2 separate regions of the Homo sapiens genome follow, and region 1 is linked to region 2. Evidence: chromatin loops called from intact Hi-C (ENCODE). Cell type or tissue: CD4-positive, alpha-beta T cell. All regions are shown on one strand. Links, peaks and the distances in the headings refer to the core of each region. The heading gives the core; the rest is flanking DNA. Region 1 has its middle 9.8 kb from the start of ANXA5. Region 2 has its middle 8.5 kb from the start of BBS12.

Region 1 (8,750 bases), core at 285-8,284, 1.0 Mb after region 2:
AAATTTATTGTTTATAAACAATAAATAATAAACATAATTTAATCAATAAGTTTAATTTAATTAATAAGCATGAATTAATGTTTAATTTAATTAATAAACATAAATTATAACAAACTGTAATTGATGAAATTTGACAAATACATACACTCATGTAACCATCATCCATATCAAGATATAGAACCTTTCCATTATCTCAGGAAGTTTTGTTGCTCCCCCTTTTAGTCAACCTCACCCTCAAAACTCCCCAAAGCCTTCCATCCCCCCAAAACAGCTAATTCTGATTTCTATTATCATAGCTTAGTTTTCCTGTTCTTGAAATTCGTGTAGATGGAATCAGACAGAATGGTTTTTCTTCTGTCCTGCTTCTTTTGCTGAACACGTTTTTGAGATTATTCCATGCTGTTGTGTTCTTTTTTTGCTGCTGGACATCATTCCATTATATAAATAAACCACAATGTATTTATTCTTCTTCGATGAACGTTTCAGTTGTTTCTACAAACAAATTTTTAAAATGAGTAAACTGTATAGAAAAGTTTAGAAGATTTTTACATAGTGGAGAGTTTTCTTCCTGAAATCAAAAATACATTCCTAGCAGATTATCTAAAAAATTGGAGTTAGATTCTCTGTTTACATCCTATAGACTCAAGATAAAAATCTGAAGGTCAAAGGAGACTATGTTTTAATGCTCTTTCAATCCCTATCCTGAGACTTTAAATAATAAGTAAAAATATTTTCTTCAGAACTCTTCCTTTGCATATTACTTTGCGAATATTGATTAGATAATTCACTCAAAACATTCCTTACTGTAATTATTTTTACTGTGTTTCAAAATGAAACAGAAATAAAAATAGGTCATGGGTTTTATTCAAAACCCAAGTGAAGCTTGAGTTAGGAACACTGAGCACCCTAAACTTGAAACTTGGGTCTAGAATATCAGTCATGTTGACCCCTGTAAGCAAACTTTGGATTAGTCATCTATTGTTCTGTAACAAATCATCTCAAATTTGGTGGTTTAAAACAGTAAACTTTTTTTTTTTTTTTTTTAATCTCACAATTTCTGTAGGACAGGAATTCAAGAGCAAACTAGCAGGTGGCTGTGGTCCTGGTTTTTCAGCTTGCCGTTAAGATATTGGGACACTTGGTCAAGGAGGAGCCTTATGAGAAAGAAAAAAATTAAGAGAAGATGGTTGCAGTAGGTTTTGAAGCAGGAGTAGGAGTTCACCAGGTGAACTAAGAGAATGTAGGAGTTGGGGAGAGGGTGTTGGAGCAGGCAGGGGAGATAGCAAATGCAACACCAGGAATTTTTTTTTTTTTTTAAGACAGAGTCTTGCCCTGTTGCCCAGGCTGGAGTGTAATGGCGTGATCTCGGCTCACTGCAACCTCTGCCTCCTGGGTTCAAGTGATTCTCCTGACCCAGTCTGTCAAGTAGGTGGGATTATAGGCACGCGCCCCCACGGCCAGCTAATTTTTTGTATCTTTAATAGAGATGGGGTTTCACCATGTTGGCCAGGCTGGTCTCGAACTCCTGACCTCGTAATCCACTCACCTCAGCCTCCCAAAGTGCTGGGATTACAGGCATGAGCCACTGTGACCGGCCAAAACCAGGGATTTTTATGTAGTTTCTCAGCAAGAAAGCAGAGGTAAAGTAAGTTTGGAGAGAGGGACATGGAAAAGTTCAGGAAGGTCATTGTATACCTTGCTAAAGAGTCTCGACTATTTTTCACAAGCAATCTGGATCTGCTAAAAATCTGTTAATTTGAAGTATGGAATGACATGTTCATATTTGCATTTAGAAAAAAGTAAATCTTAAAGCAATTTGGAAAGTAAATTAGAGAGAGAGGAGAAATTAAGAGCCCAGCAGAAAACTTGCAGGAAACTTACAATTGGGTAGGAGGAGGCTAATACAAGCTAAGAAAGGTGTTGTTAGAATCTACTTCTTTAGATGTGGTGATGGGAGAGGGAGAGGTGAAGAAAGATGAAGGATCCAGAATACTGCCAAGATTCTGGTACGGATGACTGATCAACAGTGATATCTTTAACCAGGACAGGAACTGCGGGGAAAAAGCTAGTCTTGGAGGAAAAATGATGAGTTAGATTTGGGCATGTTTGAGTTAGCTATGGGATATCTTGGTTGAGACATGAGTAGCAAGCAGGTAGATATATCAGCCTAGAGCTCAGGAGAGAGGTCTGAGCTGGAGATGCGGGTTTGGAAGTGTGGTTTGTTATGGTCAGGCCACTGCAGGCTGGGTGACATGGTTCTCAGATGCAGGTGATTTTGCTTAGCAGAGTACATTGGGCAATGTTGGGAGACACTGTTGTTTGTCACAACTGGAGAGGGAGGGTACTAATGGTGAATAGTGAGTAGAGGCTGAAGATGCTGCTAAACATCCTGCAATGGACAGGAAAGCTACCCTTACCCTACCCCCATTCCCCAACAAAGAATTATCCAGGTCAATATGTCAATAGTGCCATGGTTGAGAAACCCTGATTTACAGAGGCAGGAAATGCTTCATTTTACTTCATACTTCAAGTTAACAGATTTTTAGCAGATCCAGATTGCTGATGAAAAATTTTTCCAGGAGATGTTCCACTAGATCATGTGGGTGGGGGCTGCCACTGGGGTCTGTGACCTTGCTGCTTCAATCTGATTTTTTGAAGTTGAGCTTTGGAAAGGTGGCTTTTGTGGAGCTAGTGGAATGAAAGACTGAGCTAACTATGGCTGTATTCTTGCCACAAGCAGAAAGCTGGTCACTGGCCTATGAGAAAGGAACATGAGACAGAGAGCTCTGAGCAGGTCATCACAATTCCCTTCACAATTTTTCTTTATTTCTGTTGTTGGTTTTCAAAATTTCTGTGAACTTAATGTGGGGATGCCCCATCAGTGGTGCCAGTCATGGTGGCCTCTTCACTGGAGAGGTTGGCAGTGTGATTTGGGCATTGTCCAGCCTACATGGCCACCAAGCCAGATTTTCTGATCCTTTCAGAAATTGTATGAGCTACCTATAGTCCTTTAATAATTTTTTTGCTGAAATAGTTAGAATGGGTTCTGCTGCTTATCGTTAAGGATCTTGCTAGACACACTTTTTACCCAAGCTAGCTTGATTTGGGTTTCTTTCACTTGTGGCTAAAAGGGTCCTGGCTTAAACAGGTTTGCTAATTTGGGCGGAAAGGAAGAAGCTAGTGGACAGAAAAGTTTTAAATACGTGTGAGATCAAGATCATAATCCTGGGCTAGGCATGGTGGCTCACACCTGTAATCTGAGCACTTTGGGAGGCCGAGGTGGGTGGATTGCTTTAGTTCAGGAGCTCAAGACCAGGCTGGGCAATGTGGCAAAACTCTGTTTCTACAAAAAATACAAAAAAATCAGCCAGGTGTAGTGGTACACGCTTGTAGTCTCAGCTACTCGGGAGACTGAGAAGGGAGGCCCACTTGAACCTGGGAGGTAGAGGTTGCAGTGAGCCAAAATGGTGCCACTGCACTCCAGCCTGTCTCAAAAGAAAAACAAAAATCATAACCTTGGAGGATAAACCTTAAACCTTAGGCAGGAAGAGGGGCCTCTCACCCTTTGAGCAAGAAAGAAGGAGGTAAGAATGAGTGTGGGCAAAGATGAGTTTGTAGGTGTAAGATGAAAAACCAGGGCAAGTATGTTGAGTCAGAGTTAAGGCCACCTGCTGGGGGAAAAGGTGAGGGCTGGGATCTGAAGGATAACAGTGAAAGGTTAAAACTAATGTCATGAGGCATGGGGAAAGAGCTGAGCAGGGACATATTGAATCAAGACTGGATAAGAAATGCTGATGACTGACAAAGATTCTTTGCTTGGCCAAACTTTAGTTAGGCTTTCGAACGTTCTCCTAGGCCCACGTGTGCACTTCTTTGTAAAGTCCAGTTTTAGTAAGTAACACTGCCAAAGCAGTTTAGTAAGAATCCCCCACCCTCAATACTTAATCATCCTTGATATCTAATCAAAACTCTTCCCTCACCATTGTTGGTCTCTAATCACCTCGGCCTGCCTTCAGCAGGAATCCTGTTAGATTGGTTCAGCCAGAATTCCCCCAGCCTTGATGTCTCCTCATAGCAATTTTCTATCCACCAATGCCCTGCTCCCTGACTATACATCCGCACTTATCACTGATGCATTCAGAATGGAGCCCAGTTCTACACTGAGGTCCCGCTTTCCCTATTGCAACAGTCCTGAATAAAATTTGTTTTCATCACTTTAACTTCTGCCTGGCTCTGGTTTTCTTGATCATGACCTCAAATCTGTCATAAAGCCAGTCTGTGGTATGATGTGGTTGCACTCAGTAGCCGGCACTTATGGGTGGGTGATGGTGGGGTATGAGTCAGCAGGGGTGTGAAGAGAGCTGACTGGAGTGAGGAGGGTGAGGACAATGACAAGATGGTAAATTAAAGCATTCAGTGTTGAAGCCATACGTTGGATAGAGAAGAAACTGAAAGCAGGAGAAAGAGTGGTAGGCTGGGTGGAAAAAGAGGGGCTGCTGGTTTGGATGACGTCAAGGAGTAATTATTGCTGATGTGGTTGGATAGTGAGAAAACATGGAGGACAGGAGGAATCAAAGTGGGAATGGCAGTGTCCAGGGTGCGAGAGAGTGACTATTACCCAATTCCCTTCACCATCCTTTAGAAGCGGAGTCTTCATCTCCTTTCTCAGACAAGATGCCTTCTCTCTGTTTCCCTCTTCCCTGAGCCCGCATTTCACCTCACTCAAATAAGTTTGCATGAAGGGGAAAAACTTGCACTGTGGTTAATGTTAATGCAGAGAAAATATATATGAATGGTGGCTGGGCGCGGTGGCTCACGCCTGCAATCCCAGCACTTTGGGAGGCCGAGGTGGGCAGGTCACGAGGTCAGGAGATCAAGACCATCCTGGCTAACATGGTGAAACCCCGTCTCTACTAAAAATACAAAAAAATTAGCCAGGCGTGGTGGCGGGTGCCTGTAGTTCCAGCTACTTGGGAGGCTGAGGCACAAGGATGGCATGAACCCAGGAGGCAGAGGTTGCCGTGAGCTGAGATAGCACCACTGCATTCCAGCCTGGGTGACAGAGTGAGACTCTGTCTCAAAAAAAAAAAAAAAAAAAAAAAAAAAAAATATATATATATATATGAATGGTGATGCTAGGCTATCCCAGAATCTCTGACACTTTAGAATTGAAAAAATCTTGGGGTCATAGTTGAACCTGTTCAGCTACGAATATGAAAACAGGTCAGGAGAGGTTAGTGTGTTGTATCCAAGCTCACGGTGCAAATTCTTGGCAGTTCCGAGACTAGAATGCAGACTTCCTGACTCTCAAGGCTAAGTTCTTCCCATCACATGCGTTGATGCCTGTGAGGCCGACTTCTAGGATGGACACTCACACAACCCCACACATACGTACCCATCTGTTCAGGCCTTTCTTTTATACTTGTGTTTGTGGCTTCTAATATATACATCAGCATATTTGTGATATTGTGATAGAATAAGAAATGTATATTTGGTTTTTGTTCCTGGCTCCTGGCACAGACCTCCTAAAACCTTTGGGATTTTCTGGGTGGTAGGTAGGGGTGAGAGGAGCATCTTTTGTTATTCATAAGCCCCTTCCAACCATACCTGAGTTTATGCTAAGGCGGTAGCTCTTAGAGGATGGGGGATGGTTGCCATAGGAACCAACTATGTGATTAAAGGTTTGGAACTTTGAGCCCCTCACTCCTCCTATGAGGAGGAGAGAGGGGCTAGAGATTGAGTTCAATAACCAATTGCCCATGATTCAATCAATCATGCCTATATAATGAAGCCTCCATAACAATCATAAACAACAGGCTGTGAAGAGCTCCTGGGTTGCTGAACAAATGGAGTTGCTGCAAGGATGCCATGCCTGGAGAGGGCCTGGAAGCCCTGTGCCACACCCCCATGCCTTGCCCTATGTACATTTTCATCTGCATCATTGGCAACATCCTTTATAATAAACCAGTAAAAGTAAGTAAATGTTTTCCAGAGTCTTGTGAGCCATTATAGCGAATTATCAAACCTGAAGAGTAGCTTGTGGGAAGTCCCAATTTATACTACAGGTGACAACTTGGTACTTTTGACAGGCATCTGAAGGTGGGGCAGCAGTCTTGTGGGGTATGCATTAACTCCGGATAGTTAGTGTCATAGTTTACTTGTAGGTCATCCAGTTTGTGTCTGGAGAGTTGGAGAATTGCTAAATGTGAGGATAAACTCCATACATTTGGTGTCATAAGTGTTGCATGAGTAGAAAAAAGTTTTTCTCTAGAATACTAAAGTCGGGGTTCTCCAGAATAACAGAAGCAATAGGATATGGAGATACATACATAATTAGGTATATTATAAGGAATTGCTCTCATGATTATAGAGACTAAGAATTCCCACTATCTACCATCTGTGAGCTGAAGACCCAGGGAGCTGATGGTAAAATTCTGAGTCCTGAGCCCTGAGAGCCTGAGAGCTGATGATGTGTGGATTCCTGTTCAAGTCTGAAGGCCTGAGAAACAGGAGTGCTGAGGGTGGGCATGAGCCACTGCGCCCAGCCCATAGTTTTTTTTTTTTTTTTTTTTTTTTGAGGTGGGATCTTGCTCTGTCACCTAGGCTGAAGTGCAGTGGCAATCACAGCTCACTGCAGCCTTGAACGCTTGGGCTCAGGAGATCTTCCTGCCTCAGCCTCCGAGATAGCTAGGGCTACAGGCATCTACCACCACGCCTGCCTGATTTTTAAAATTTTTATTTTATTTTTTATGAACAGGGTCTCCCTATGTTGCCCAGGCTGGCCTCGACTTCTTGGGCTCAAGTGACCCTCCTAGCCTCAGCCTCCCGAGTTTCTGGGATTACAGGCACAAGCCACTGATCCTGGCTAATTTTAGATTTTGAGTGGGATGGATGGGGACTGAATCATCAGCATGGAAAATGAAGGTGGGATTCAGTGGTGAGAGCTTCTGGAAGAAAAAAAAGGGGTGAGAAATTTAAACTCATCTTCTTGTTATTTTTACGCATTAAACAAGTCAACACATTTAATCTTTACCAACATTCCAAATAAGGAAAAATCAAATCATTGTCCAAGGTCATACACTAGTTAAAATCATAAAATAAAACTTAACCTAACCATGGATGAGTTCTTTTTGGAATTCAGAATGCTGTCTAGAATACATTTATTCCCCTGGCAAAGTTCTCCCTTATAAAATTGCCTTTTAACTCTTTTTCATATCTCATTTCATAGCCTTCTTAATATAAGTAGTTTGCAGTTAATAGCAACCTTTGTTTAAGAAAACCAATACCCCTATACTATAATGCATTCAATGCATTCATACATACATTCACTCATCCATTCAAAACATTTCATGAGCAGTTACTTAGTGCTCATGAGTTTTTTTGTCTTGTTTTGTTTTGTTTTTGAGATGGAGTCTTGCTCTATCTCCCAGGCTGGAGTGCAGTGGTGGCACAATCTCGGCTCACTACAACCTCCGCCTCCTAGATTCAAGTGATTCTCCTGCCTCAGCCCCCGAGTAGCTGGGATTACAGGCGTGCACCACCACACCTGGCTAATCTTTGTATTTTTAGTAGAGACGGGGTTTTATCATGTTGGCCAGGCTGGTCTCGAACTCCTGACCTCAGATGATCTGCCTGCCTCAGCCTCCCAAAGTGCTGGGATTACAGGTGTGAGCCACCCTGCCCGGCCTGGTGCTCATGAAATGTTTTGAATGGATGAGTTAATGTATTAATATGTGCACTGTGCTAGGTGTTGGGGATTCAGCAATAAACAAGAGATGCAGGATGCTTGTCCTTTTATATGCATGCTTAGTATTTTTATTGCTGCTGCTTCTCTCTTTCTCTTTTATTTTTTTTTTTTTGAGACAGGGTCTCACTCTATCTCCCATGCTTGAATGCAGTGGCGTGAACTCAGCTCACTGTAGCCTTGACCTCCTGGGTTCAAATGATCCTCCTACCTCAGCCTCCCAAGTAGCTAGCTGGGACTTCAGGTGTGTGCCACTACACCCCCCTCATTTTTGTATTTTTTTGTAGGGATGGGGTTTTGCCATGTTGCCCAGGATGGTCTCGAATTGCTGGGCTCAAGTGATCCACCTGCCTCGGCCTCCTAAAGTGCTGGGATTACAGATGTGAGCCACCGTGCCCAGCCTTTACTGCTTCTTTTACTAATAGTGTTGAGAATCTCAATCACACCTAAAAATTCTGCATGAAAGATTCCTATGAGATATTCTAATTATTTACCCAAGATCTACATTCCAGTGTCCTACTAGGAAAGTTGATTTACATTTTACTGGATAAATACAAATGTTTTGCATAAAAATAATGGAAAGACATCTAAAACTGAAAATCTCCTGAGGAGTCTCTGCTTTTAATTTCTTGGTGAGCACATGGATCTCAATAAGGGGATAGTTAGCACTGTTAGCTCAGGATGAGTTTCTGAAAGATACCTGGACCTGTTGCTATGTCTGAATGTGTCCCTCTCAAATGGATATGTTGAAATCTTCACCTCTAAGGTGATGGCATTAGGGGTAGGGCCTTTGGGAGATGATTAGGTCATGGGAACTCCACTTCATGATTAAGATTAGTGCCTGCTATGGTTTGAACATGCCCTCCAAAGTCCATGTGTTAGAAACTTAATCCTCAATGCAACAGTGTTGAGAGGTGGGCCTTTAAGAGGTGAGTAGGTCATGAACGGGAGTGAGTTAGTTATCTCGGGAGTCAGTTCCTGATAAAAAGGATGAATTTGGTCACCT
Region 2 (8,750 bases), core at 429-8,428:
AATGGTTAAAAGTATACATGAACAAGTTCCAAAAGTTCTGAATAAAAGTCTCCTTCCTATCCAAGCCCCAGTTCTTCCTAAAGACAAAGATTTTTGCCACTTTTTAATGAATCATTACAGAGAATGCATATTCATATACATATGTATACAGAATAGTTTTTTCACAAATGATAGCATATTATACACATTGTGTATATATTTGAGAAATAGTTACATAACTTGAGAAATAGTTGCATAACAATACAAATAAAATATCTGTATAATATTCCATTCTAATGGAATGGAATGGCCATATAATTCATTATATCAATTATTATATTTGACAGTCTTCTAATGGGAGACATTTTAGTTTCCAACGTTTTGCTTAAATTAATATCCTTATACATATGTTTAATTTGGGAATACCTGTACAATTAATTGTCACAAATGAAGTGATTGGGTTAAAATCAATATGCATTTTAATTTAAATATTTTTATTTTTGATAGATATTGCCTTCTAAAAAGATTTTTGCCAAATTACATTTCCAAAAATACTATATGAAAATGCCCAAAGTATTATCAAACTTTTTTGATTTCTGTCAGTCTGGCAAGTTGCAAATCATACATTTTTCATGCTCATTTCTCTTATGAGAGGCATTGAGTGTTTTTTCACATGTTTAGACTCTATTTGTCTATTCCTTTTTGTGTATTGTCTAACAAAGTCCTTTGCCTATTTTTCCATTGGATTTTAAAATTTATTGGTTTGTGGCTGGGCACAGTGGCTCACACCTATAATCGCAGCACTTTGGGAGGCCGAGGGAGGCAGATCAGAGTTCGAGACCAGCCTGGCCAACATGGTGAAACCCCGTCTCTACTAAAAATACAAAAAAATAGCTGGACGTGGTGGCAGGCGCCTGTAATCCCAGCTACTCGGGAAGCTGAAGCAGGAGAATTTTTGAACCCCGGAGGCGGAGGTGGCAGTGAGCAGAGATCGCATCATTGCACTCCAGCCTGGGCAACAGAGTGAGTGAGACTCCATCTCAAAAAAAAAAAAAAAAAAAAAAATTGGCCAGGGGCGGTGGCTCATGCCTGTAATCTCAGCACTTTGGGAGCTGAGGCAGGCGCATTACGAGGTCAGGAGATCAAGACCATCCTGGCTAACATGGTGAAACCCTGTCTCTACTAAAAATAAAAAATATTTGCTGGACATGGTGGCAGGCACCTGTAGTCCCAGCTACTCAGGAGGCTGAGGCAGGAGAATGGTGTGAACCTGGGAGGCGGAGCTTGCAGGGAGCAGAGATCGCACCACTGCACTCCAGCCTGGGTGACAGAGCGAGACTCCGTCTCCAAAAAATAATAAATAAAAAAAATCACTGGTTTGTAAGAGCATTTTATATACAAAAGAGATTAATCTTTGTCTGTCATATATGTTGCATGCATTGTACCATTTGTTATTTGCCTTTTGATTTGCATTGTGTTTCAGCCTTTATATTTTTTTCTTTAAAAAAATGTTTTTATTTCCATAGGTTTTGGGGGAACAGGTGGTATTTGGTTATATGAGTAAGTTCTTTAGTGAGATTTTGGTGCACCCATCACCTGAGCAGTATCACTGAACCCAATTTGTAGTTTTTTGTTTCTCACCCCCTCCCACACTTTTCCCTGAGTCCCCAAAGTCCATTGTATCATTCTTATTCCTTTGCATCCTCATAGCTTAGCTCCCACTTATGAGTGAGAACATATGATGTTTGGTTTTCTATTCCTGAGTTACTTCACTTAGAATAATAGTCTCCAGTTCCATCCAGGTTGCTGCAAATGCCATAAACTCATTTCTTTTTATGGCTAAGTAGTATTCCATATTATATATATATGACAATTTCCTTATCTACTTGTTGATTGATGGGCATTTGGGCTGGTTCCATGTTTTTGCAATGGCGAATTGGAATTGTGCTGCTATAAACATGGATGTGCAAGTATCTGTTGCTATAAACATGGATATGCAAGTATCTTTTTTGTATGATGACTTCTTTTCCTCTGGGAAAAGTAGTGGGATTGCTGGATCAAATGGTATTTCTACTTTTAGTTCTTTGAGGAATCTCCACAGTTTTTTCCATAGTGGCTGTATTAGTTTACCTTCCCACCAGCAGTGTAGAAGTGGTCCCTCTTCACCGCATCCACACCAACATCTATTATTTTTTGATTTTTTGATTATGGTCATTGTTGCAGGAGTAAAGTGGTATCGCATTGTGGTTTTTTATTTGCATTTCCCTGATCATTAGCGATGTTGAGCATTTTTTCATATGTTTATTGGCCATTTGTATATCTTCTTTTGAGAATTGTCTATTCATGTCCTTAGCCCACTTTTTGATGGCATCGTTTTTTTTCTTGCTAATTTGTTTGAATTCCTTGTAGGTTCTGGATATTGGTCCTTTGTTGGATGCGTAGATTGTGAAGATTTTCTCCCACTCTGTCGGTTGTCTGTGTACTCTGCTGACTGTTCCTTTTGCTGTGCAGAAGCTCTTTAGTTTAATTAAGTCCCACCTATTTACCTTTTGTTTTTGTTGCATTTGCTTTTGGGTTCTTGGTCATGAAGTCTTTGCCTAAGCCATTGTCTAGAAGGGTATTTCCGATGTCGTCTTTTAGAATTTTTATAGTCGCAGGTTTTAGATTTGTGTCCTTGATCCATCTTGATTTTTTTTTTTTTTTTTTTTTTTTGAGACAGAGTCTTGCTCTGTCACCCAGGCTGGAGTGCAGTGACATGATCCCAGCTCACTGCAACCTCTGCCTCCTGGGTTTAAGCGATTCTCCTGCCTCAGCCTCCTGAGGAGCTGGGACTACAGGCTCGTGCCACCACACCCAGCTAATTTTTTGTATTTTTAGTAGAGACGGGGTTTCACCATGTTGGCCAGGATTGTCTCAATCTCTTGACCTCATGATCCTCCCACCTCAGCCTCCCAAAGTGCTAGGATTACAGGCAAGAGCCACTGCACATGGCCTTGAGTTGATTTTTATATAAGGTGAGAGATGAGGATCTAGTTTCATTCTCTTACATGTGGCTTGCCAATTATCCCAGCACCATTTGTTGATTAGGGTGTCCTTTCCCCACTTTATGTTTTTGTTTGCTTTGTCGAAGATCAGTTGGCTGTAAGTATTTGGGTTTATTTCTGCGTTCTCTATTATGTTCCATTGGTCTATGTGCCTATTTTTATACCAGTACCATGCTGTTGTGGTGACTATGGGCTTATAGTATAGTTTGAAATCCAGTAATGTGATGCCTCCAGATTTGTTCTTTTTGCTTAGTCTTGCTTTGGCTATGCGGGCTCTTTTGTGGTTCCATATGAATCTTAGGATTGTTTTTTCTAGTTGTGTGAAGAATTATGGTGGTATTTTGATGGCAATTACATTGAATATGTAGATTGCTTTTGGCAGTATGATCATTTTCACAATATTGATTCTACCCAAGCCTCTACATTTTAAGTTTACTTCATGAGATGATTTCTACAGATATTTGTGCTATGTAACAGTAAAATGGCAATGCTTTGTCTTTTAACAGTATTTAGTCTCATAATGGCCATATGACTCTTACCAGACTGTAGCCTAATTCTAAGAGTAAAAAAAGAAAGGATATTTAAAAAAAAATCATGGCATTGAATTTTCCTTTTGAAACATAATCATCTTTACCTTTTAGTTGAGATGATCTGGATTTAAGCCCATACTGGAGTAAGGGAAAGTTTTGTAAGTTTTGGATCTATTTATTTAAATCTATCCCTCTGTGTTTTAGGGATAACTTCTTGTATACCCAATTAAAATGCCTCAAATCCTAAGAATGGCCCTGGGAATATTACTAGAACACAAAAATCAAAGACCAGGACAGAACTCTTGAGCTATTCTGGAACATATTCAGGACTTTGTGATTGCCTTGTAGAAACTGACCCTTTTATGGTAGATAAGTTGGAATTTGATAGAGTGCTTACATCTCAAAATGCTTCCCTACTCAAAATACTGTTGAAATTTATAAATTTTATTATTTAAAAAAGGGAAAATTATAACTATTTTATGGTTTCACAGTCAGGTAAAGGCAGATAAGGTAAGAGTCTGAGACTGTATCTTATATGTCAGATAAGAAGGGTTGGAGAATTTTAGTCAAAGATCACAGAATTTACTTGCTTTAATTCCAAAACAAATTCAAGCATATCTAGTTCTCTATGTTTCTCCTCCTCTTTTCAGAGCAAGATCAAATTCATCAATATATGGACAATTTAAGAGGCTTTTATTCCAACCATTCCTGAGGAACCAAATTCTGCCAACAACCATGTGAACGAGCTTTGAAAGTGATCTTTTTCCAGTTGACCTTTGAGATAGTACAACTCTAGTTGACACTTTGATTACAACAAGTGAGAGACCCTGAAGCAGAGGAACAAGTGAAGCCACCCCTGGATTTCTGATTTATAGAAACTGTGCAATAACAATTATTTTAAGCTACTGAGTTATGGGACAGTTATGCAGCAATAGATTACTGCTATAGTCCTCCATCTTGAGACTTGTGTTAACTTCTCCCCTATTGAATGGCTAGATATACAAGGAACCAACTAAGAGTTCTATCAAATATTAAATAAAGATGAGATTAAATAGACTTATTACATGATGGCATATTTAAAATAGCAATATCATCTATTAGGGTGATGCTCTTTTATAACTATTTGCTTGTCACACACGCATCTGAAACTCAGTGAGTTTGCTGCCTCTTTCTGTAGCTTAGATATCATGGGGACTTTAGTTCACCAATGAGAGGGCTATTAAGAACTTTTTTAAACATCCCATTTTGCAGTTCCTGCCACCCTGAACCTGCCACTCAAATACTTTCTTCCTCTAAGCTGTTGTTTAGTATAGATGTCCTGGAGTTCTGATTTATATTTTAGTTGCAATAAGCAGATTGTTGGCAATGAAATTAACCACCTGCCAGGTTTCAGGTAGTATCAGAAGTGGGGAAAATTTATGGTTTGTGCTGACAGAACTTTTGCAACTCCAAAGACAGACTGATAACAAACACATCAAAGAGGCCACAACACCCAATTTCAGTTCTTGCTTTCATTCCAGAATGGATAAAAATTCATATTGGATGGATCACAGTCAAGTCTGAGAATAAGCAGAAAACTGGGGATATAAGGAAATGGAGCGAAAGCTAAATGCTTCTGTAATTATTTAAGAAATTGAATCTGAAAATAAACACTTTTCCACAAAGAAAACTCTAGGCCCAAATAATTTCATTGGTGTCTATTACCATTTAAGGAAAAGCATTTTTAATTCTTTCAGAGAATAGAAAAAGAGATAACGCTTCCAAACTTGGTTTGTGAGGTAGGCAACAACTTGTTACCGGAACCTACAAGGATAGTTCATTATTTCTACAAGGATAGAACCTACCAGGATAGTTCAAACCTAATTTGGTTTGTTCCAGGACAACCAAATTGTTCAGCATTTGAAATTTGATTAATGGAATATATCATATTTTCAGAATTAAAGAATCATGTAATAATTTTAATAGGAGAGAAAACCCACACTTGATAAAATTTGACGTCCATTTATGATTAAAACTCAGGGCAAACAAAAAACAAGAGAGAATTTCTGTGAACAGCGTAAGGGTATTTTGAAAACCTATAAACATCAGTTAAACTGTAAAACATGGAAAACTTTCTAAGATGAGGAATAAGAACAGAATGTCCTTTATTCAACATTGTACTGAAGTGCTAGCCAGTACAATAAAGTAAGAAAAGGAAAAATATACATAAAGACTGGAAAGGAAGATATAAAATCTTATTTGCAGGTGACATGATGATACATACAATAGAAAATCCAAAAGAATTTATATAGATTGCTGAAAGTAAGGTTGTGATGCAAATACAAACATCGACACAATTGTATTTTTAGGTATCAGGTACAAATAATAAAGAGACCATAACATTGTTAAAAATATAAAAATTTTAGGACTAAATCTAATGAAGATACACAGGTCTTCTACATTAAAAATCTATTAAGAAGTATTGAGAGAAACTAAAGAAGACATAAATAAATGGAGAGCTATTATGTTCATGGGTTGGAAGTCTCAATGTTATAAAGACATTAGTTGTCTGCTTATTGATCTACAGATATTGTGCAATCAAAATCCTAGCTTGTGTTTTTGTGTAGAACTTGACAAGTTGATTCTAAATTTTACATGGAAATCCAAGGGGACAATGCACAACCAAAGCACAGGTAAGAGGACTAGCTTGCCTGAATAACAAGACTAAATATAGATCCACAGTTATCAAAATAGTGTGGTATGGACTAGGATAGACTAGTGGACCGGTGGAATAGAATAGAAAGTCCTGAAACACGCCCATACTTACATGACTTGATTTAAGACAAAGGTGGCTCTCCAGAGAAGAGGGACATTTTCATAATAATGGTTCCAAGTCAATAGTATATCCATAAGGTATAAAAGAAAATTTGACCCCCAGTCTCACACCATACATAAAAATCAATTCTAGAGGATTGTGGATTTAGATATGAAAGGTAAAAATATAAAGCTTCCAGGAGAAAATGTAGGAAAATATCATTTTTATAATGATTTGTAACTGAATTGCATTGTTGTCAGAGAATTTGATCTAAAAACAACTCTTTGAAATTTGTTGAAACTCTGTTTTTAAAGCATGTCCACAAGTTATTTGACATTCCTCTCATCAACAGGTAGAGGCTTAATTTCCCTCCCCTTGAATATGGATGTCTTCAGTGACTTGCTTTTAACCAATAAAATGTGGTAAAGGTGACACTATATGACTTCTGAGGATAGGTTAGAAAAGGAGATATAGTTTCTGCCTGGCTCTCTAGCCTGGCACCCAGCCTTGGAACCTAGCCACCATCCCAAGTCAGGGAGCTATATAGAAAGACCACATTTTGGTGTTCTGGACATAGTGCCATGGAGATTCCAGCCAAGAGCTAGCATCAACTACCAAACAGACAAGTTAGCAAGCCTTTGAGTCATCCTAGCTAATGCTGAGTAGGGCATAATAGACAATCTGCTCCCACTAAACCCTGCCTAAATTGTAGATTCATGAATAAAATAAATGCTGTGATTGTTTTAGACCAGTAAGTTTTGTGGTGGCTATTTAAACAATAGAATATTACATGCATCTTAGAGTTATTACGGTTAACATTTAATTCCTACTTGTAACAATTCCCTAAAGATGGAATAATTTTACAACAGATTAGCTCTGTTTATCTCCCTCATCTACTGTGCTATTGTCATGTATTTTACTTCTAAATATATTCAAATCCCTACAAGGTATAATTATTATTTTTTGTCTTTTATAAACTGGTGCTCTTCATTCTTTTATGCTGGCTTGTTGTTCCATCTGGGATAATTTTCATCAGCCTAAATAACTCTTTGGTATTGTGGTGAAGATCTGCTGGTGATAAATTCTCTGAGCTTTTGTCTGAAAAGGCCTTACTTTTTGCCTCCTTTTTTGAATAATATTTTTGCTGTGTATAGACTTCTAAGTGGCAAGGTAAGAAGTTCTTTTTTCTTTTAGCATTTTAATTCCATTTCAGTATATTCCAATTTCCATAATGTCTGTTGAAAAGTAAGCTAATATTAGGTTGGTGCAAAAGTAATGGCAAAAATTACTTTTGCACCAACCTAATAACTTTATTGTTGCTTCTTTGAAAATAACATGTGGCTTTTTTTTTTTTATTCTGAGTGATTTTAAGACTTGTCTATTTGTCTTATTAGCAACTTAACTATGATGTACCCAAGTGTGGTTTTCTTCATAATTTTATTTTACATGAGATTCATAGAGTGTCTTGATTCTGTGGTTTCATGTCTTTTAGCAACTTTGGAACATTTTTAGAGCCAGTATTTCTTCAAATGTTGTTTCCGAATCATCATATCCTCTCTATTTCTAAGATTCCAATTGTGTTAGACTTTATCACTGTTTTTCATGTATCTCTCATACTCTTTTCTGTATTTTCCATCGTTTTGCCTTTCTGTGCTTCAAACTAAGTAAGTTTACTGGCTTGCTTTCCAGTTTACTGGAAGTTCTCTGTTCTGCTGCATCTAATAGATTCCAGGTCTTTGTTGAAATTATCAATATTTTCCTCTGTTTTTTTTGTTTGTTTTCTTTTCTTTTGAGATAGAGTCTCGCTCTGTTGCCCAGGCTGGAGTGCAGTGGTGTGATCTTGGCTCACTGCAACCTCCGCCTCCTGGGTTCAAGCCATTCTTGGGCCTCAGCATCCTGAGCAGCTGGGATTACTGATGTGCACCAGCATGCCTGGCTAATTTTTGTATTTTTAGTAGAGATGGGGTTTTGCCATGTTGGCCAGGCTGGTCTCGAACTCCTGGCCTCAAGTGATCTGCCCGCCTCAGCCTCCCAAAGTGCTGGGATTTCAGGCATCCTCTGTTTTATTGAACACATTAATGATCTTTATTTTCAGCTCCCTGTCTGATTACTTCAATGTTTTCATTATCTTTAGGTCTATTATTATTGTACTTTTAAAAGTGTAGCTTTTAGTTATTTGGTCTTGTTTTTTAGCCAGATATGAGTGAAAAATTGTAGAGCCTATAAATACTGTTACTTTCCTCCAAAGAAGATTAAGTTTTCTTCCAGCAGGTGGATAAGATATAAGAGGATCATTTTGATTCTTTGGCGGAATGGGGAATGGTTTTAGTCATTATTAAGGTTTTCCTCTTTCAGATTTGTCCTTACTCATAGGGTAAAATACTTCTGCATCTCAATTGAAAG

What was found. A loop is a pair of places that touch in the nucleus more often than their neighbours do. Peaks named below come from ENCODE experiments on the same cell type or tissue, not always from the same donor. Only the 100,000 strongest peaks of a DNase experiment are listed, where the experiment ranks them.
Region 1: it touches region 2 in a loop (2.7-fold over the local background); 2 of 110 quality-filtered maps call a loop at or near these places.

Annotation. Positions count from the first base shown.
Region 1 is chr4:121,702,423-121,711,172 of GRCh38, reverse strand. No RefSeq gene overlaps it. Among named protein-coding and RNA genes, the nearest start is that of ANXA5, 9.8 kb to the right of the region's middle. In CD4-positive, alpha-beta T cell, for the core only: no CTCF peak of the experiment used is centred there; a DNase peak (open chromatin) is centred at 4,322.
Region 2 is chr4:122,719,839-122,728,588 of GRCh38, reverse strand. It overlaps a transcript of BBS12 not described here. Among named protein-coding and RNA genes, the nearest start is that of BBS12, 8.5 kb to the left of the region's middle. In CD4-positive, alpha-beta T cell, for the core only: no CTCF peak of the experiment used is centred there; no DNase peak of the experiment used is centred there.